Regions from separate parts of the Homo sapiens genome. Here region 2 is linked to region 1. Evidence: chromatin contacts called from ENCODE Hi-C data. All regions are on one chromosome and are shown on one strand. The core of a region is the stretch at or near the end of the contact, and the rest is flanking DNA. Distances in the headings are between cores, read along the strand shown.

Region 1 (6,088 bases), core at 991-3,490:
TGGCACACCTGCAGTCCCAGCTCCTCCGAAGGCTGAGGCAAGAAGATCACTTGAGCCTATGAGTTTGAGGGCCAGCCTGGGCAACACAGCAAGACTGTCTCTATTTTATTTTTTGAAAGTATTTTTATAATCTTAGATAGAAAAGGCCTTTGTACGGGAGACATAAAAACCTAGAATCCAGAACAACAAAACATGATACATTGAATATCAAAATTTAGAACTACCTGATGAAAAACATCATAAAGTAAAAAAGACAAACAGCAGACTGGGAAAAATGTCATATATAAAATAGACAAAAAAATTAAAGTCTAGAATATATAAAGAACCATAGCTCAAAAAGAAAAAGACAATGGAACAGGCAAAGGATATAGGCAACAATCCACAGAATAAGAAATATATGACAGAAGAAAAACTAAAAAAAAAAAAGAAATATAAAAGATTAAATATGTAAAAAGATGCCAACCTCACTAGTAGATAAGAAAATGCTAGTTATATATTAGCACTGTATGACCCTTGGCAAGGCATTACCAGAACCCACCTCAACCCTGGCAAAAGGCTGGCATCAGAGTGGCATCTTACCTTTGACACATAGTAACGATCAACTCCAGAGATGCGCCTATCTCTTTCCATCAGACTCCAGTGATACCCAAAATGAGCAACCCTTTTTTCCTTCAAATAAGAGACAATTATTGTTGCAGTTTATAAAAGTGAGTGACCCAATTGATAGATACTACAATTTTTAAAAGGGACATTCCAGAGAAATGGAATCATCGTTTAAATAAAAATGCAAATTAGTAGTACAAAGAACAGAATCTCCTAAATAAAATCAGACCACTAAACTTTAGGATTAAGTTGGTACCTGTGACTTTTTACACTATTTTAACCAACATGAATTTTTTTTCCTTTTTTTTTAAAAAAAAAAAAAAAGAAATATCTAGTTGTTGTCTTTTGGGACACTAAGAAACAACAGCTGTAGATCACACGTGAAGAACAATAACAAAATCAAAAAGTAAATAAATTTATATCCTGTACTCTTGAGATGATGTGAAGGACTAGGAAGAGGGGAAAATGAATCCTGATGTAAAAAAACAAGATCTCGCAGTAAATTCCTAAAGGCTTGCAAGAGAAAGTGGGGAATAAAAAAGTCAAGGGTGGCCGGTCGCGGCGGCTCACGCCTGTAATCCCAGCACTTTGGGAGATCAAGGCGGGTGGATCAACCGAGGTCAGAAGTTCGAGACCAGCCTCGCCAACATGATGAAACCCCGCCTCTACAAAAAAAAAAAAAAAGCCAGGCGTGGTCCCGGCTACTCGGGAGGCTGAAGCAGGAAAATTTCTTTCTTTATTTATTTTTTTTTGAGACGGAGTTTCGCTCTTGTTGCCCAGGCTGGAGTGCAGTGGCGCGATCTCGGCTCATCGCAACCTCCGCCTCCTGGGTTCAAGTGATTCTCCTGCCTCAGCCTCCCGAGTAGCTGGGATTACAGGCATGCGCCACCACGCCCAGCTAATTTTGTATTTTTAGGAGAGACGGGGTTTCTCCATGTTGGTCAGGCTGGTATCGAACTCCCGACCTCAGGTGATCCGCTCGCCTCGGTCTCCCAAAGTGCTGGGATTACAGGCGTGATCCACCGCGCCCAACCAGGAGAATCTCTTGAACCCAGAAGGCGGAGGTTGCAGTGAGCGATTCTCAGGCTTGAGCCACCTTTTCTAATCTACCTTCCCGGCCCCCGCGTCGCTACTCTGCCCTAAGGCCCACTCTGATACACCCAGAAACGCTGTTTTTCACTAGAGCAGGATGTAGTTTCTATCGGGCTTCGTTTCGCAAGCCTCGGCTTCTAGGCAACCGGAAGCAAGTAGAGGGCCGACCTCGGAGAGAGGGTTCGCAGGCTGACGGTCTCCCTGCCCACCACCCTTTTCGGAAATCAGCCCGTGGAGTCGGCCCCCGGGCCGAAGCCGGCTTACCTTGCCCCCGTTAGTGAACCTGTGGATGTACGCAGTAGCCAGTCCTGGAATCAACAAGCACACGCCCATGACGGAGAGTCCGGGGAGAATCTCGAACCACATCTCTGCCCCGTTACCTAGGCCAAAACCCTACTTCTGGGTCCTTGAAAGGTGACCTGGCTTCGCCTCTCTTCCCAGCAAGCCCCGCGGCCGCCCGCGAGCGGGGCGGTGCCACGTACGGCTCCGGAAGAAGCGACGGAATCTGCTAGGGCACAAGAGAGACGGGCGCTCGGGCTCTCGCAGTCCTCTTCCGTCAGTGTCTTTTGCTTCGACTCCCGGCGGAGCGCGCAACGTGGAGTGACGTGCAGGGGCCAAGTGCAACCCAGGCAGCCACGGCTGTTTCGGAGCTCAGGACTCTAAAATGGCAGAGCAGCTTTCTCCAGGAAAGGCGGTGGATCAGGTGTGCACCTTCCTTTTCAAAAAGCCTGGGCGGAAAGGGGCTGCTGGACGCAGAAAGCGCCCGGCCTGCGACCCAGAGCCCGGAGAAAGCGGCAGCAGTAGCGACGAAGGCTGCACTGTGGTTCGACCGGAAAAGAAGCGGGTGACCCACAATCCAATGATACAGAAGACCCGTGACAGTGGTAAACAGAAGGCGGCTTACGGCGACTTGAGCAGCGAAGAGGAAGAGGAAAATGAGCCCGAGAGTCTCGGCGTGGTTTATAAATCCACCCGTTCGGCGAAACCCGTGGGACCAGAGGATATGGGAGCGACAGCTGTCTATGAGCTGGACACAGAGAAAGAGCGCGATGCACAAGCCATCTTTGAGCGCAGCCAGAAGATCCAGGAGGAGCTGAGGGGCAAGGAGGATGACAAGATCTATCGGGGAATCAACAATTATCAGAAATACATGAAGCCCAAGGATACGTCTATGGGCAATGCCTCTTCCGGGATGGTGAGGAAGGGCCCCATCCGAGCGCCCGAGCATCTACGTGCCACCGTGCGCTGGGATTACCAGCCCGACATCTGTAAGGACTACAAAGAGACTGGCTTCTGCGGCTTCGGAGACAGCTGCAAATTCCTCCATGACCGTTCAGATTACAAGCATGGGTGGCAGATCGAACGTGAGCTTGATGAGGGTCGCTATGGTGTCTATGAGGATGAAAACTATGAAGTGGGAAGCGATGATGAGGAAATACCATTCAAGTGTTTCATCTGTCGCCAGAGCTTCCAAAACCCAGTTGTCACCAAGTGCAGGCATTATTTCTGCGAGAGCTGTGCACTGCAGCATTTCCGCACCACCCCGCGCTGCTATGTCTGTGACCAGCAGACCAATGGCGTCTTCAATCCAGCGAAAGAATTGATTGCTAAACTAGAGAAGCATCGAGCTACAGGAGAGGGTGGTGCTTCCGACTTGCCAGAAGACCCCGATGAGGATGCAATTCCCATTACTTAGGTTTCCCATAATTCTTAAATTTAAAAAATAAACGTTTTGTTCTTTTGGAAGTCTTACTTCGTGTCCTTCCTTTGTAGAGAAAGTGACAGAGCAGGCGGGTGGTGAAGTAGGGTCCTGGATTAAAAGCTTCAAGGTAGGTATAATCAGGATTTTTAGCCCTAGGATAACCATTTTGCCTGTGTTTCTTTTCAGAACACTTTGGCATAAATTATAGGGGTGGGAGTAGTTTGAGAAAAGAGCTATAATTTGCTCGAAGTAACCAAAGCCATGATGAAAGCAAGACCTCTGAGCCTGTTTATTATATCACATTTCTGTATCACTTAATAGTTTACAAAGTACTTTCATGCATTCTTTCTCTTGGGAGCCTGTACTACAAAATATACCCGAGCCAAGGTGTTGGGGAGAGGGGTTGTGTTTGGGGAACTGGTAGCTAGCACCACAGGCTTCACATATGGGAAATGTTCCTTGCTGTCTTGGTTATTTATTTATTTATTTGTTTTTGAGACGGAGTCTCGCTCTCTTGCCCAGGCTAGAGTGCAGTGGCGCGATCTCAGCTCACTGCAACCTCCGCCTCCCCGGTTCAAGCGATTCCCCTGCCTCAGCCTCCCGCGTAGCTGAGACTACAGGCGCATGCCACCACACCCGGCTATTTTTTTTTTTTTTTTTTGTATTTTTAGTAGAGACGGGGTTTCACCATACTAGCCAGGATGGTCTCGATCGCCTGGCCTCGTGATCCACCTGCCTTGGCCTCCCAAAGTGCTGGGATTACAGGTGTGAGCCACCGAGCCCGGCTCCCTTGCTGTCTTGGAAGCAGCTATAGTTAACCCCCACGTCCATGGGTGATAAAAGTATCTGTGCTCAGCTATCCAGTGTGACAGACACTAGCCCCAGGTGGCTATTGAGCACTTGAAATGTGTCTGACCACTGTATTGGACATTACTATTGTAGACAGAACTCGTGAACCTGCAGAGGTCAAAAACAATATTTTATCATCCATTACCTGAAACTATCTGTGTTCTCACAGTCTCTGTAATAGTGCTGATCACACCTTATTAAAATTAGTCAATGTACCTGTCTCTCCAACTGGTTTATGAACTCAGTGACTAGCCTAGTGCTTGGCATATAATAAGCACTTAATAAATAAGCCTAGAGAGGTTTAAAAAGGGAGATTGGGGCCAAAGCCTTGAATCCAAGCTGAGGAGCGTTGACTGTATTCTGTAGGCAGCGGGGGAGATAGCAGAGGTTTGGGAAGAGAACACAATCAGACTTGGGTTTTTTTGTTTGTTTGTTTGTTTTAGTGTTACTGTGGTTGCGGCTATAGGATGGCTCACAAGGGAGATGGAACACGAGGCCGGGAGGCCAGTTAGGCCAAATGATTAGTAAATTTTTATTGATATGGCTAGAATTTGGGCTAATCCCACGAAACAGATGCAAGAATAAATTCTGGGTTAGTGGTTTTTATTCACATTCATTAATCCATTTAAAGATATTCTTTTTTTTTTTTTTTGAGACAGAGTCTTGCTCTGTTGTCTAGGCTGGAGTGCAGTGGCGCGATCTTGGCTCATTGCAACCTCCGCCTCCCAGGTTCAAGCAATTCTCCTGCCTCAGCCTCCCGAGTAGCTGGGACTACAGACGTGCACCACCACACCCAGCTAATTTCTGTATTTTTAGTAGAGACAGGGTTTCACCATATTGGTCAGGCTGGTCTTGAACTTCTGACCTCGTGATCCGCCCGCCTCGGCCTCCCAAAGTGCTGGGATTACATGCATGAGCCACTGCGCCTGGCCTAAAGATATTCTTTGAGTAGCTACTCTAAATCAGGCACTGTGCTTGGCATGGGGGATATTAGCAGTGAACAAGATGGACACAGCCCCTGCCCTCATGGAGCTGGACATTAAATAATGACTGTTTGTTTGTTTTTGAGACAGAGTCTCGCTGTGCCACCCAGGCTGGAATGCAGTGGCATAATCTCAGCTCACTGTAACCTCCACCTCCCAGGTTCAAGCAATTCTCCTGCCTCAGCCTCCTGAGCTGGTCTCGAACTCCTGACCTCATGTGATCCACCCGCCTGGGCTTCCTAAAGTGCTGAGATTACAGGCCACCGTGCCCTGCCTGTTTCGTTTCTTTTAATTTCAAATAGGATCTCCTATGTTGCCCAAGCCCATCTCAAACTCCTGGCTTCAAGCAATCCTCCCGCCTCAGCTTCCCAACATGCAGGGATTACAGGCGTAAGCCACCATACCTGGCCTAGGAAAGCATTTGGAAAAGTGTCATGTCCTACACAAAGCTTCGGACGAAAAGGAAATAAATGAAAAGTGTCACGGAGGCAAGGCGCAGTGGCTCACGCCTGTAATCTCAGCACATTTAGAGGCTGAGATGGGAGGATCACTTGAGGCCAGGAGTTGGAGACCAGCCTGGGCAACAGGGAGACCCCCGTCTCTACAAAAAACAAGCAAAAATTTTAGCTGGGTGTGGTGATGTGCACCTGTAGTCCCAGCTACTCAGGAGGCTGAGGTGGGAGAATCCCTTGAACCCAGAAGATCAAGGCTGCAGTGAGCCATGATTGCGCTACTACACTCCAACCTGGGTGACAGGAGTGAGACCCTGTCTCAAAAAAAAAAAAAAAGAGAGAAAAATATGGCAATGAGTAGCAAAAGAACCAGAAAAAATGTTCATTTTTTTAACTATTTCTGATAA
Region 2 (6,088 bases), core at 2,641-5,140, 440 kb before region 1:
TGAAAAAGATGCAAAGGTTTAGTTCATTGCATTATTTACAATGTTAAAAAACTGGCAATCTCTAAAATATTCAATAACAGTGAAATGGTAAATAAATTATGTTCCATTCATTTTAAATCATATTATCAAAGGTTTTTTCTTTACTGATATTGGAAAACATTTATTATATAGCGTTTGGTAACTAACACAGGTTACAAAATAGAAATAAATCAATAACAAAGTAAAGACAAGTACCAACACTGTTCCCTGGTGCTATGGTTATTTTCCTGGTACCCAAAGAAAAAGACCAGCTGGCAATGAGAATCAGGCAACACCCTTAACTATGGTTTTCCTCAATCAAGATTCACATGTTTGTGGTGCAGGCACTGAGTACTAGGCATTGACCTAAGGTAGTCTGGTGGGCACACCCCAACCTCAGTTAGGAATGTTTGGACTCTTTGAGGCTCTCCATTATTCTGAAGCTTCTCTCTGTCCTTGATCAACCAAAGTCTGGAAAACGAGAGTTGGATGGTGATAACCAGAGCGTAGAGATACTAGCTGGGATGTCTATAAGTATGTGCACTTGTGAATACCTGTATGGCCACCATTTTAAATATGCATGTATGCATGTATGTGTGTGTAAACATGTAGACATTTCTCTAGCCCACATTCCCAGAATTGGAATCAGGAAGGTATACTATGTAATTTAAATAGTCAAATTGGTCAGCAAAATAAGGAGATAATTGAATGCTATGGCTCTTCCCAGGGAGAATGTGTTAGACACAGAGCACCATCTGGCATTTTTCTACTGGTCTGAAGGCTTCTGGGGAGGGCGCTCATCACTGGTTTGAAGAAGATGGAGAGAAGTAGGCTGCAGCCCCATTGGTAAACATTTCCTGATGCTATAAAGCAGTTTGCAACCTAGGGCAACACTGTATGCTTGATTAAGCTTGCTATGAAAAGGATTTATTTTAAGGCATTTTAATAATTTCTTTTTTTTATCAAAAGCTAACCAAGCAGTTTTATAGTAGCCTTCACTTGCATGAAAGACCTGTTTCTTCATCTAGATGGCTTGCCTATTGGTAAGTTTTATTATAAACCTATTTATGTATAAACTCCACATGTGTTTTGACATGAAGAAAATCAGAATGGAGCCCAGGAAACATTGCCTCTTGCTTTTTAATCATCCTGTTCAATTTGAGTTAAAATAAACTTTTTTTTGGAGGAAAAGAGGTGTATGTACTGGGCTTAGTTAAAATGTAGGGGGTTTTCCCCCCAGTTCCCATTCTAGTCCCTCCCCTTTTCCCGATCCTCTCTCCAGACAAATACACCATCTCTGGGGAGAAGACTGCTACTACTCTCCAAGCTGCTGCAGCTGCTGCTATTGTCACTGCTACTGGTCTCAAAGTCATTTTTAACTTGACTGAGTGCGTGCTGTGCTCCAAGTCCCACAAGGCACCCCAAGAGACAGCACAAAAGAAACATACCATATGCAGTTCTTTTAAATAGCCAGCTCCTCTAGTACTTTATAAAATAATGTTCAATTTCAAGCAGGATTCAGGAATACAGATGTTGAGAAAGCAAACCTCACTCCCATTAAAGGTACCTCACTAGTTTGTGTCTTTGGGATTATAAAGGTCAAATTACATATGCCCTCTGCATCATTTGGTGGGTAGTGTGTTTCTCTCTGAATTGAAAAGCCCTCAATCTGTCCATCAAAACCAGCATGGTAACAAGTTTCTATTTGGCTTCTTTAGGGATCTCTTGCTGTGTGATTGCTATAGGGGAGCCAAGAATCTCTAAAGAAGGTGTCATATAGTCTTTAGAGCCTGTATAAAAACCTCTTTTCTTTCAGGCTACTTTCACAGAAACGAAATATGTTAATTAGCAAGCACTCCTGAGAAATCAGTGCTGGTTGCAGGAGTCCTCCACATTAAGTATGAGATATTTAGAATGAGAGGAGAAAGAGATAAGTAAACAGGACTCAAAGACAATCATTGCAGAAGTATAAATACAGGATTTCTCTCTGCCTTTGTGGAGCTTATAGAGACCCTGACACAAGCTAAGCAGGCTTAAGACACACACATCTACAATAGTAGGCATCTTGTCTCTATCTAGGACATATATCACAGATTTCTAAACCACATGTATAGTGTAGGGTTGCTAATAATACCTGACACAGCATTCAACGTGGCCCCTGGGGTGCCCAAGTTCTTTACAAAGGGCTTCCTTTTTAATCTTCAAGAAACATATTTTCTTCCTTCAGAAGATGGGAAAGGGCAAGGGCCTTCAGTCCCATTTCCTGGATAAGAAAAACAAAGCTTTACAGTAGATTAGCAAGGCAGATCTGGAAAGAGCCAAGTACTCTTCTTCATCCCATTGACTCTTAGAATAGTTTTATACTTGATTTGGTTTGGGTTTTTCGGGGAACATGGAGAAAGGATTGCAGCAACCATCAGAAGGAGGTGGTTGGAAGGAGACCTGGCAAGCAGAGCCTGGGAGCTCCTCAATGGGACAGTATGGGCACCTCCAAATAGGTATATTCTCTTAGCTATGTTAGGCTTCCAGGGCTGTTCCCAGAGGGAGGTGGAGTCCACTGTTACCCGCTTCCTCACCCTCCACCTCCCCTGGCCACCAGATAGATGTCTTGGGGGCACTCCAAGGAGGCCTCATCCTGATCTGCAGTTGTTTTGAGAACATTCAAACCACCTTTTGGTCCAACCACAAGGTGCTTCAAGCCCAATATCCTAATGGGGTCCAAAAGGATAGGTTCGAGAAGGATTTGGCTGTCTTCCAAGATCAATGACATTCCCACCTCATCCCCAGTTTCCCTTAGTAATCCACAGTGGATCTGTCAGCCATGACTTTACTTTCACTCTTTCCAAAGCTACTTGCATTTTCATCTTGCTGCATCTTTTGGAGCTAATGAATTCCTTAGGTTTTCCATTTGCTATAGAGAATAATAGTTCTTTTCAGTCGCCATAGCAAGAACACTCACCTTGGAGTCCAACAGATCTAGGTTCTAGCTCTCACTTCTGCCACTTACTAGCTGAGTGGGCACAGGATATTTTCTTCCCTTCTCTGAGATTCAGTTTCCTCCTCTGCATAATGGGGTTATTGATAACTCCTCTTCCTCCCTTGCATGGCTGCTATGATGATAAAATGAGATCCTTGTTATAAAAGCACTTGAACAGTACAAACTGGGGTTCTGGTGCAGAGTTATACTTTAGCTGAATTTTCTAGCTAAAGATTGGGGGCTGTTGGTTCTAGAATTCTCAGGTCTGGTGAATAAGGCTGTGCTCCTTCTCTCCGTCTCTGCATAATTTTATACACTCTGGTCACATCACTTCCCAGCCTTCATCGTTCTAGACTAAAGAGTCTGCGTTTGTTTAATCTATCTTCATATGTCAGCCACCACCCTCCCCCCGCCCCACACACACCATCCCTTTGATTATAGAGTGGCCCTTCTCTGGATCATCTCCAGCTCCATTATGTCATTCTGGAAGCACTAAGACCAGACCTGCTCAAGTGTGTGTGTGTGTGTGTGTGTGTGTGTGTGTGTTCCTCAGCTCTGAACCTCTGACTCTGACCCCCTCCCCAGTTATAAATCCTAGAACAGGATAATTACCCAAGACCCTGTCCAACTATAGAGAAGGTTGGTTGGCTTCATACTGAAGCCTCCCCCTCTTTCTCTGCGCAGCCCTGGCCCCAAGGGGCTAAAACTGCTCCCTGTCTGGCTTGGAAGGCTGGGAGGTGGATAACTAGGATGGGGAGACTGAGGGGGAGGGAGGAGGGGGGGGGTCTTGCGCAAGCGCACGCGGCTGCACGGACCGCCAATGCTGCTGCCTCCCAGAGCAGAGGGAGGCAGAAGAGGAGGGAGGGAGAAGAGTGGAAGGGAGGGGGAGGCGGCACTTGGGCTGCAGCTCGCAACCAGAGGCAGTGTCTCTCAGCTCTCGGAAGGACCGAGAGAGGCAACCGCGGAGTAGGATGCTCTGCGGGGCGCCCAGAGCCGGGGGCGCTTGAAGCAGCTTCGGGGACTGGGGCAACCGGGCAGTTTTCACCATGCATCAGTCCCTGACTCAGCAGCGGTCCAGCGACATGTCCCTGCCCGATTCCATGGGTAAGTCTAGCGGCCCTTCCTTCGGGCGGCGGCAGCAGGGGTTGAGTGCCCTGGCCTCTGGACTGTGAACGCCCCAGCTGCCCCAAAAGCCGGAGAGCGGGAAACGGGGCATGGATGGGGTGGTCTTCGCGCCCCAGCGTCTGGGTGGTGGACCAGAGTCCCAGGGGAGCGGCCTGGCTGCAGCGGGAGCGACGTGCGGAGATCGGAGCGCCAAGCTTGCGTCGGAGTATCTCTGCCCCGGAGTGCGGGTGTGTGCCTGTTTGTGTGCGTGTGTCTACAGACTTGCAGTCGGTGGTAAATCCCAGCAATCTGAGGATCAAAACACTTCCCTGCAACCTGCGCCTTCGCTTTCCATTCGACACTCCCTCTTTGCAAAGTCCTGGTCACTTCTAAGAGCTCACGACTAACGACAATTAGAAGCAGGGTCCTCGCCCCCTCCCAACTCTCTTGAAGCTGCCCTGAAATTTAGAGATGCAGTTGGGTGGGGGCCTGACTTGCACCTCGCTGATTGGGGGGGGGGGGCGGGTTGCGCAACTCTGGGGGATGGGCGGGGGTGAGAAGAAAGGGGGGGATGAGGGGAGGGGAATTCCTGAGGAATCACTCAAGACAGCCCAGCCCTGCCCTCTGCAGCGGCGGGATCAACATTCTTTGAATTTGATTGTTACTCTGCTCCAAATGCACGGAATGTGCATGAGTGTGAAAAGGGAGTCAGGGGCAGGAGTGAGAGCGCGAGAAAGAAACATCCAGCGCGAGCCCGCGCATCTTCTGAAGTCGCGCTTTTCCTCGCAGGGCGGAATGGAGGGGGAGGGGCACCCTTCGACTCCTTTCCTTATAGAAACTGGGGGACAGCTACCTTCGGGCACCAACTTGGCTGCCCCTCGAAGCTGCTTTTTGGTAGTTACAAAAAAAAACAAACCCAGTCCCCCTCAGCTGTTAGGCACCTTCCCAAGCCCTGTGATTTCACTGGGCGGAGAAATTAATTTGGAGCCCTGGAGAGCGGGAGGGGATTGTAAAATCATGATCCCACCTAATCTTTTAAAATTCGCCTCGGATACACTTCAATCAAATCGAATTCTCTCTTTCCAACATACTTTACATTCTGCAAAATCCCTCTGTCCCGCAGTTCCTGCCATCAGTCTGCTCAGGTCTTCTCCGATGAATTTGCGGGAACATCTCGAGTGGAGGGGGCAGGGAGAAGATCGAACCCCCTATATAATCTCCCTACTGCCCGCAGAAGACTCAGTGTCAACAAAACTCGTTCACCGGAGGGGCCCCAGAAAGTGTTATCTCCTGGATGGTGGAAAGATCCGTATCCTCAATGGTTTTGCATATTCAGTATAAGAATTTGCTTTTTCATTTTTAAGGGCGTAGTTATTTACAACGGGGTACAAATGAGGCCAAGGACTTGGTCCGAATCCCGAGCCCAGCAGTACCAGACTCCCCCTTACTCCCAGCTCGCGCGCGCGCACTCTTTCTCCAACACACACACCACGCGCACACACATACAGAGGGAGAGGGAGAGAGAGAGAGCGCGAGAGCGAGAGAGAGCGACAGCGAGAGCGAGAGAGAGAGAGACAGAGAGGTGGGAATGCACTGCTTACCTTGGCCAGCTGTGGCGCCAACAACGCAGCCCTGGCTCCCCGACGCCAAGCTGTTGCGCTTCGCGAGGGAGGGCAGAGTGGAAGAGTGCTGGGGTTCCGCAGCGTCCATTCCCGCTGCGGACGACAACCACCTAACCACCTGCAAATCAAGCCACAGCGCCCCGGGCCCGTCTGCCTTCGGGGAGTGGGCTGGTTGGTGGCCCAGGGCTTAAAGAGTCGCTACTTGGCGCACTGCTCTGTGGGTTGGGGAACAAGATGAAGAGCTTTCTTTCTTGGGCTCCCAGGGGCCCTCAGCGATCTTGTGTTTCTCGAAAGGTCTGCGCAACAAACAGCTGAGTGGGCTTCGCCCAGCCCAGTCTCCACACTGCGGGAAAGGAATCATAAATCC

The links. A loop is a pair of places that touch in the nucleus more often than their neighbours do. Pooled maps may share reads with other maps.
Region 2: a loop to region 1 is called in a pooled map, with 4 times the contacts of the local background. The contact joins the promoter of TMEM255A here to the promoter of RNF113A in region 1. A Hi-C loop is called at or near these places in 2 of 37 single-sample maps with no recorded cell type and 4 of 50 pooled maps.

The regions. Positions count from the first base shown.
Region 1 is chrX:119,867,885-119,873,972 of GRCh38, reverse strand. It overlaps RNF113A (ring finger protein 113A), which reads left to right and starts at 2,240. Exons shown (of 1, transcript NM_006978.3): 1 at 2,240-3,498. The coding sequence starts at 2,360. The coding sequence ends at 3,391. It overlaps NDUFA1 (NADH:ubiquinone oxidoreductase subunit A1), which reads right to left and starts at 2,141. Exons shown (of 3, transcript NM_004541.4): 1 at 1,960-2,141; 2 at 580-669. The coding sequence starts at 2,061. RefSeq lists an enhancer at 1,818-2,527.
Region 2 is chrX:120,309,263-120,315,350 of GRCh38, reverse strand. It overlaps TMEM255A (transmembrane protein 255A), which reads left to right and starts at 3,890. Exons shown (of 9, transcript NM_001104544.3): 1 at 3,890-4,099. The coding sequence starts at 4,042. RefSeq lists an enhancer at 5,874-5,923.